Regions from separate parts of the Homo sapiens genome. Here region 2 is linked to region 1. A link is an interaction called in ENCODE POLR2A ChIA-PET data of the cell type or tissue named here. Cell type or tissue: endothelial cell of umbilical vein. All regions are shown on one strand. Links, peaks and the distances in the headings refer to the core of each region. The heading gives the core; the rest is flanking DNA.

The links. Peaks named below come from ENCODE experiments on the same cell type or tissue, not always from the same donor. Only the 100,000 strongest peaks of a DNase experiment are listed, where the experiment ranks them.
Region 2: POLR2A ChIA-PET joins it to region 1 with 9 read pairs; 2 of 35 experiments call an interaction of 5 or more read pairs at or near these places.

The regions. Positions count from the first base shown.
Region 1 is chr2:36,405,977-36,410,381 of GRCh38, forward strand. The region is part of intron 2 of CRIM1 (cysteine rich transmembrane BMP regulator 1); the gene reads left to right. Among named protein-coding and RNA genes, the nearest start is that of CRIM1, 52 kb to the left of the region's middle. In endothelial cell of umbilical vein, for the core only: no CTCF peak of the experiment used is centred there; DNase peaks (open chromatin) are centred at 560, 955, 1,635, 2,425 and 1 weaker place; H3K27ac peaks cover 4,000 bases.
Region 2 is chr2:36,832,584-36,836,988 of GRCh38, forward strand. No RefSeq gene overlaps it. Among named protein-coding and RNA genes, the nearest start is that of STRN, 130 kb to the right of the region's middle. In endothelial cell of umbilical vein, for the core only: no CTCF peak of the experiment used is centred there; no DNase peak of the experiment used is centred there; H3K27ac peaks cover 254 bases.

The DNA.
Region 1 (4,405 bases), core at 105-4,104:
TTGGTCTTTGCTAAACTTTACAAATATGTCTAAAACTTTATGTCTATGGATTTTTTTTGGCAATTATATTGATCTCCTGTATGGCATTAAATGCCATTATTTCAAAATATTTCCTAATATGTTATTGACTGTATTAGAAATAATCATTAATTCACAAAATCAGATATACTGAAAATTAAATTATATGTTCTCCAAAAATATAATTGCTGTTTACTATGAGAGTATTATATAGCAGAGTTAAACTAATAAGACAGTCGTTACAAATTATCACCACTGTAATTGTTCCATTGGAGGGAGGATGGAAATGGGTGGGTTTTGTACATTTTATAAGGTTTATGAAGTTTAAGGGAAAGGATTTTGGGGAAAGCTCTTGGCCTTTCCAAACTGCTGTTAATATACTCATTGATAGTGGAATATATGACCTTTGATGGCACTTGGGAAGCTAAAGGAAAAATCAGCTGGGACCTTGATGATAACGAGGTCCCTGACCCACCCGGAAGGTGAGGTTAAATGTGTTTTCCTTTGGTCAAGGGAAGGGAATTCCAGATCCTTTGCTCATGTCAGGAAAAACCTTTGTGGGGGCCAGGACTTAGTGTTTTAAACTTGATAAGTCTTACTAGTTTAACTCTGCTAATATTTGACCCCTCCCCCCCCCCCAAAAAAAAACAAAAAAAGATAACCTCTCAAACTGATTCTCTTACTCGTCCTGAAACCAAGCATTCTGTATTGCAAGGGCCATGCCCTCTTTGCTTCAGGACTTTCATGTGTACAGATTCCTAAATTTTAAGTTACACAGCTGCTTCATCAAACTTACTCATCATAGATTCTAGTTTTCTTAGGCTAGTTACATCTGAAAGTGGTATTATGCTTGTGAATGTGTTGCTTTAGCTCATATAATTTGTTTAAAAAGTTTATTTTAGAGGAATCCAGTTAACACTGCTTATCAAGTTTAGAAACACTAAGTCCTGGCCCCCTCGAAGGTTTTTCCTGACATGAGCAGAGGATCTGGAATTCCCTTCCCTTGACCAAAGGAAAACACGTTTAACCTCACCTTCTGCGTGGGTCAGGGATCTCATTATCATCAAGGTCCCAGCTGATTTTTCCTTTAGCTTCCCAAGTGCCATCAAAGGTACTTGTTTATAAGGCAGTAAGACCATTATGCAACTTTAAATTTTATCCCACTCTGTTTGTAAAGACAATCACAAATTGACAATATTCTTTGTCTTTTCTTTTTTGGAGCATATATACAGAAGCACACACACATATACATATTCGTGTGTATGTATATGTATATCTGTAAACACAGATATGTAAAGTGACTTTAAAATACAAGTACATGTGTTTCATTTTAAATTCTAGCGATGTCATTGGGAAAGAAAGTGTAGACAAAGTTACATATTTTTGTAAGTAGTGTACTTTTATTTACGTTGACAGTTAATATTTAAAAATTTTTTGTTACAGATACAAATTTTGGGGAGAATTGTCCTTAGAAACATGTTTTAAATCGTTGTTCTGATGTCTTGATAACTGGTACCAGGAAAATAAAAGGGTTACCAAAAGGCAGAAACCAGTTTCAAATTATCTGGGAAATAAAAACAGGAAACTCAGGGAACTTGGCCTGAGACCAGTTGGAGAGGAGCAGTTGTTGGTTGAATAATTATACCTGCATTTTAACTGTTGGAAGTCATACAGCGACCTTCTGGTTGTTGTGATTTCTTGTGCCCGTCAAAAAAAAAAAAAAAAAAGGAAGTCACGATTAAATATCTTATGTCCAGTTACCAACAGGAGTGTGAGTGTAAAGGAGCCTCTTTATTCCTACACATTAGGTTACAAAAAGGATTGGTATAAAAAACAAATTTTCCAGTTGACATTTAGAGTGATACTTTCTATACAGTCATCTGTAAACAGCATAATAATGTTCTATACCATTCATTCATGGATTTTTTTTCACCTTCTTCTTTGCTTTAACTCTTAACTCTGAGCTTTGAAGCCATCTCTTCTGTCCAAAGATGTGCCTAGTTCAAGCACTTTTCTGTCCTCTTTCCATACCTAATCCCAGGTTGGTTAAAGGAGCACCAGAAGTTGTAGGTGAGCAGGTTTTGCTACATCTGGGCTTTATTTCAGGATTAAATAGAATGTACTTACTATGTGTTTTTAAAAGAGACTTATTGTTAATATTGCAAGGACAAAAACAACCTGACAGGTTGAGCCAGATAAATGGTGTTCTTGAGGGCCGTGCCTAAAACTTCACCAACCCAGGATGCCTAAAAAATGTTGGTCTAATGACTGACCTTAGCAGGGTGACATGTTCACTGCTGGGGTAGCCCTGAGCACTCCTGCGCGTGTTTGTGGTTTCTGACTTGGCTGTAGGTGACCTCTCAGTTTTTCCCAGGGCTCGGCGTGTGCTCTGTAACACAGAGCTGCTGAGTTGCTGCTTTGCCCAGCTGTGTCCGGCTAAGCCCTGGCCCCCACAAAGGTTTTTCCTGACATGAGAAAGGATCTGGAATCCCAGCCCGGGAGGCCTTCTGAGCTGCTGGCAAAGGATGCTGTGAGTGGAGACCACTCCCCATGGCAGAGCTCCCTTCCCTCTAAGGGGAGCTGGAGCTGTCCCTTCTGTGTCCACAGGGGTTCTCCGCCTCCTGCAGAGCGGAGCTGCAGCCCCAGGCTTGTCTCCATCAACCAGAGGGTTTGCATAAGCAGGAGCTGTCAGGCAATTAAAACCTCGTTAGTTAGTGTAATTAGTATTCCAAGACCATGATCTGGGATTTTGGACAACTCAACCAAGCTGGACAGTTTATATCCTGCTTATGAGAAGAAAAAAAAAAAGTCTGTGCAAGGGAAGTTCAAGAAAGAGTCTGGGAGCATAACCACTTTAGCATAAACTCACAGACAGTCAAAAAAGTGATCATTTCAAATGTTCTTATAATTTTATCACTATAGGTAAGGAATCTCTATTAGACACTGTGTTTTTTCTACTCTCCTGTCTTGCCAGTATTATATATTTACTAGTATCTTGATTAAGAGATCCTCAGAGGGGAAAAAAAAAAAGCTCTTTTAAATAAAGAGAGTTTTAATTAAAAAAGAAAATAATTTGCTAATGGGAGGAAGCAGGGCTGAATGCATACCATCATACGTAAAAATATACCACTAAGCAAAGCCCTACTTTCCTCCAGTTCTTGTTGAAGGTTAATAGAGCTAACCTTACATGAAAATTGTAAAGATTGCCAAATTTGTCTTTTTCCCACTATGCCCTCCCTATTCTTTTAGTTTTTTTCCACCTCAGAAGCCCAGCATCATCTTTCTCTCGTTTCCACCAGTAACTATAATCTAGGAAAAATTTTAAATTTAAATTTACCCTTTTTGATTGGTTGTACCCTAGAGTGTTACCTCTGCCAGCATCCCCACATTTTAATCTTAATTGTGAAATTCATATTGAATTCAATCCAGAAAGAAGGAGCAAGGATTTCTGCAGTCAATGATACCCCTTCCTGACTGAGCCCTGCTCACTTGGGGAGGATTGTCCTGGGGCTGGCCCATTGCATAGGGGCATTTGAGATGAATATGGAAAGGACCTCGCCCTAAGAAGTCTAGTGGGAGAGATCATAGACACAAGGAGTTATAATGAGGGTAGAGCAGCCATACCCAGTCTGAATAGTGTTATGCCCGGTAGACATTCTAGAAGACATTGATAAACAAGAATCAAAGCTAACTTTAATCAGTTTAAAAGCTACTTTGTGATTTATAGACACATATGTTTACTTCTAGAATTGGCACTTCTTTGTTCTTTGTGAAATGTGTAACTTAAGAAAGGTATTTAGGAGCACTAAAATTAAATATTTGAGTTTTTTTAAAGAAGCATTCTAATAATAAAATTTGACTCATTCCCTAGTTCATATTGACCTTCACTAAGCATACTGTTCTGGGGCATTTGAATAATTTGTTTCAAAAGCTATGAGACCATTCTTTTAATGGTGCATACGCTCTAAGATAAGAATAATGGATTCCCATTGGTTGATGATACATGCAAAGGTAGGGATATACTCTTACAGTGTGCCTTCCTGCTTTTGATTCGTGGTTTCTCTTGCTAAGTGTTTTCTGCATCAGGAGGAGGTGACAGCAGTAAGTGGTGCCTGTAAAGTTGGAAAAGGGAAGGAATTAACATGAATTAATGTCTGTGTGAGTTTTTAAGGAACTGGAATGTCCCTCTAAATCGAGGATGTGTTTTTTTTGTTTCTGGTTGACAACTTCCTAGTTTTCCTACACTTCATTATTCTTTTCTCTGTCACTGGGATTTTTTTTTCAATTTCCCGAAAAGCAAATGAAGTGCTTTATCCTTATCAGTAGCCTTTCTTTTCCTGTTCCAATAACAAAAGAACAATACAGGAATTTAATAATGTTAAAAAAT
Region 2 (4,405 bases), core at 142-4,141, 430 kb after region 1:
GTTTTCCATTCTAAGTGAAATGAGTTACTTCACTTAGAAAATGATCTCTAATTCCATCCAGTCTCCTGGCAATGCCGTTATTTCATTCCTTTTTATGGCGAGTAGTGTTCCATGGTGTATATATATACCACATTTTTTTTTTAATTTCACTTTAAGTTCCAAGATACACGTGCACGATGTGCAGGTTTGTTACATAGGTATACATGAGCCATGGTGGTTTGCCACACCTATCAACCTGTCATCTAGGTTTTAAGCCCCACATGCATTAGGTGTTTGTCCTAATGCTATCCCTCCCCTTCCCCTAACCCCGACAGGCCCCAGCGTTTGTTGTACCCCTCCCTGTGTCCATGTGTTCTCATTGTTCAACTCCCACTTATGAGTGAGAACATGCAGTGTTTGGTTTTCTGTTCCATGTTAGTTTGCTGAGAATGATGGCTTCCAGCTTCATCCATGTCCCTGCAAAGGACATGATCTCATTCTTTTTTATGGCTGCATAATATTCTATGGTGTATATGTGCCACTTTTTCTTTATCTAATCTATCATTGATGGGCATTTGGGTTAGTTCCAAGTCTTTGCTACTGTAAATAGTGCTGCAATAAACCTATGTGTGCATGTGTCTTTATAGCAGAATGACTTATAATCCTTTGGGTATGTACCCAGTAATGGGATTGCTGGGTCAAATTGTATTTCTTTCTGGTTCTAGATCCTTGAGGAATTGCCACAGTGTCTTCCACAATGATTGAACCAGTTTACACTCCCACCAACAGTGTAAAAGCGTTCCTATTTCTCCATATCCTCTCCAGCATCTATTGTTTCCTGACTTTTTAATAATCGCCATTCTGACTGGAGCGAGATGGTATCTCATTGTGGTTTTGATTTGCTTTTCTCTAATGACCAGTGATGACCTTTTTTTATGTCTGTTGGTGGCATAAATGTCTTCTTTTGAGAAGTGTCTGTTCATATCTTTTGCCCACTTTTTGATGGGGTTGTTTTTTTCTTGTAAATTTGTTTAAGTTCCTTGTAGATTCCAGATACTAGACCTTTCTCAGATGGATAGATTGCAAAATTTTTCTTCTATTCTGTAGGTGAAGCACTGTTTTCAAGAGTCAGGATATTAGGACTTGGTCTACAAATTACATTTATTACTTTTTATAATCAGGATGGGGGAGATATTAAAAGATGAACTTAGGTGCATAAAAATTTTAATGAGTTTATTTGAGCATTCAGCAATTCCTAAATCAGGCATCACCAGATTGCAAGCAGTTCAGCACTCCACTGAGGAGGTAAAAAGGTATAAGGTGTTTGTGATGGTTAATATTGAGTGTCTAGTTGATTGGATTAAGGATGCAATATTGATCCTGGGTGTGTCTGAGAGGGTGTTGCCAAAGGAGATGAACATTTGAGTCAGTGGGCAGGGAAAGGCAGACCCACCCTTAATCAGGTGGGCACCATCTAATCAGCCACCAGCGAATATAAAACAGGCAGAAAAATGTGAAGTGACAAAATGGGCCTAGCTTCCCGGCCTACATCTTTCAACCATGCTGAATGCTTCCTGCCCTCAAACATCAGACTCCAAGTTTTGGAACTTGGACTGGCTTTCCTTGCTCCTGAGCTGGCAGATGGCCTATTGTGAGACCTTGTGAGTTTAAGAATTAATACTTAATAAACTCCCATATATATATAATATGTATACACACACACACACACACATATATATATATATCTTACTAGTTCTGTCCCTCTAAAAGAACCGTGACTAATACAGTATTCAACGAAGCAAGATGAGGAAAATAACTGCTTGGTTAAAGTGGACAGTCCCTAATTAGAGGTTAGTTGGCAGTTTCTGATTGGTTAAGTTTCATTTTACTGTGTACATTGTGCTTACATAAGAACCCAAGGTGCTGGAGGTGTCTCAGCCTAATGGCTCCCAATTAATTATTTTAACAGGGAAATTGCAAAATAGGAATGAAGGACTAAAGACAGTTGTGGCAGAGAGAATTTGTTGGCTGGAATTTGTTATTTCCTATAGAGGCAGAAAAGTGAGATACTTTTTCTCAACATCCCTTAAACGTAGAGGAGGCCAACATTCTGGCCAATGAGATATGTGGGAAGTCTGTTGGAGGGCCTCTGGGAAGATTTCCTTTGCTGTCTGTATACAGTCAGCTTGGGCTTCCATAACAAAATATGATAGACTGGGTGACTTAAATAAACAAATTTTATTTTTCAGTCTGAAGGCTAGAAGTCCAAGATCAAGATGCCACCATGGTTGAGTTCTGGTGAGGCTCTCTTTATGGCTTACAGATAGCTCCCTTCTTGCTGTGTCCTCATCTGGCAAGGGGAGGCCAGGGGAGGGGAGGGGAGGGGAGGCAGTTCTACATGACACAAAATGCATGAGAGGTAGTTCTACATGACAAAGAATTGTCCCACTTAAAATGCCAAAATGCTTAAGAAACACTGATGTGACTGGTTCTCTATCAAAATAATGACAGACTATCTGGAAATATGCGAGGAAAATACTAACATTATTGATATAAGACCCTGAAATGGAAATTTAAGTAGTCTAAAAGTATAGAAATTAAATTGTAACGGCAAAACCAAAGACGCAGACAAAGAATGGGGAAAGGGAAAGTAACAGCATCTTTAAGCATCACTTATTTTGGAGAGGCACAGGAAGTGAATGTATTCTAAAAATCACATTTTTTTGTTTCAGGTTGGTAGGGGGTTAGTGAAGATTAGAGTGATTCTGTTTTTTCATAGAGTAGCAGGAAGATATCTGATTATGAATGAAGATAATTTTGAAAGAGAAACGCACAGTAGAAATCCCACATTAACATGAGAAAGACAGGAAGTGAATAATGACTTCATCAATCCAGCAAAAACGAAAAGAAACAATGAAGTAAAATAATGAACATAATAAAACAAAACCAGTGAACACCCAATATATCCACTGAAAGAAACTACCAGCCAGTTTCTTTCCTGGAAGACCTAGAAATAGGCAGCTTACAGGAAACACACTTAAAATGAAGGAATAAAGAAAAGTTGAAAGTAGAGACCCTTAAATAAAACAGTAAGACTAATCTATGAATATGCATGCTAAAGCTCCAAATAAAAGACTAGCAACTGAAACAAGGACTTATATGAAAACAACAACATATATGACCAAATAGGGTTTATTTCAAGGAGGCAAGCATGTTTTAATGTCAACTTCATACACACAATTGGTTAGTCAACAGCTTAAAGAAGAGTAACTCATGATCACATCAAAAGATGCTAAGAAGGCATTTGATGAAATTCAGCAGCCATTCTTTAAACCTGGAAAAACAGGAAAGAACCTATTTAAATAAAATAGAGATTATTTACCAAATAACAAGTAAAATACTCTAAATAACTAAATACCAAAACCATTTCCACTAAAGTTAATAATAGACAGGGAGGCCTACTTTTACCATTATAACTCAACACCACATTGGAGTTTCTAGACAACAAAAATTTCAAAAAAAGAATCAGTCAAACATTGAAAAAGACAAGATCAAATTATTTTTGTGAATGTCCCAATTGTATTTCTAAACATCTCGAGACTCTAGTGAAAACCTGCTATAATTCATGAGATTTAGTAAGCATTTACAATGTTTGTTGTATATAAGCATACAAAAACAGATTTTCTCTGTGTATTTTAAAATGTATTTTCTTAAATTTTTTTTTTTTTTTTTAAGAGATGGGGTTTTGCTATTTTGCCCAGGCTGGTCTGGAACTCCTGGGCTCAAGCAATCCTCCTACCTCAGCCTCCCAATGTGCTGGGATTACAGGCATGAGCCATGCACCTGGCTCCTCTCTTTATTTGTAATAAGCTCTTATAAATGAAAATGGTCACAATAGTGACCAAAATAAGAACATATTAAAAATTTTTTAAAGGCAAAGAACTTAAACTCTCAAATCTTACTAAAGATATAAATAAGATCCAAACAGAAAATGATATGTTGTTCTCAGATGGGAAGACAGTATTGTGGGTCAAACTTCCCCAAATTAATATGTAAATTTAATGTAATTTTAACTCCTAATTGGATTAAATTATTACAAACTTCAAATGCTGAGGATAGCCAACAAAGGCAGTAAAAAGAACAGTGGGCAGGGGCTTGGGAAGCGGAAAAGCTCTCCTGACCATATTATAAGGCCACCAATAACTGAATCCATATGATATTGTCATATGAAAGGAGAATTGTAAGTGAAACAGCATGGCATATTGAGAAATAAACCTCATTAAATATATAAATTTAATATATGACAATGCTGGTGTTTCAATTCATTGGGAAAAGGTTGTTTAATAGAGTGCTACACTGGCAACCCACTTGGAAGAAATTTAGTTGGACTGTTTGCATTCTACACACACACACACACACACACACA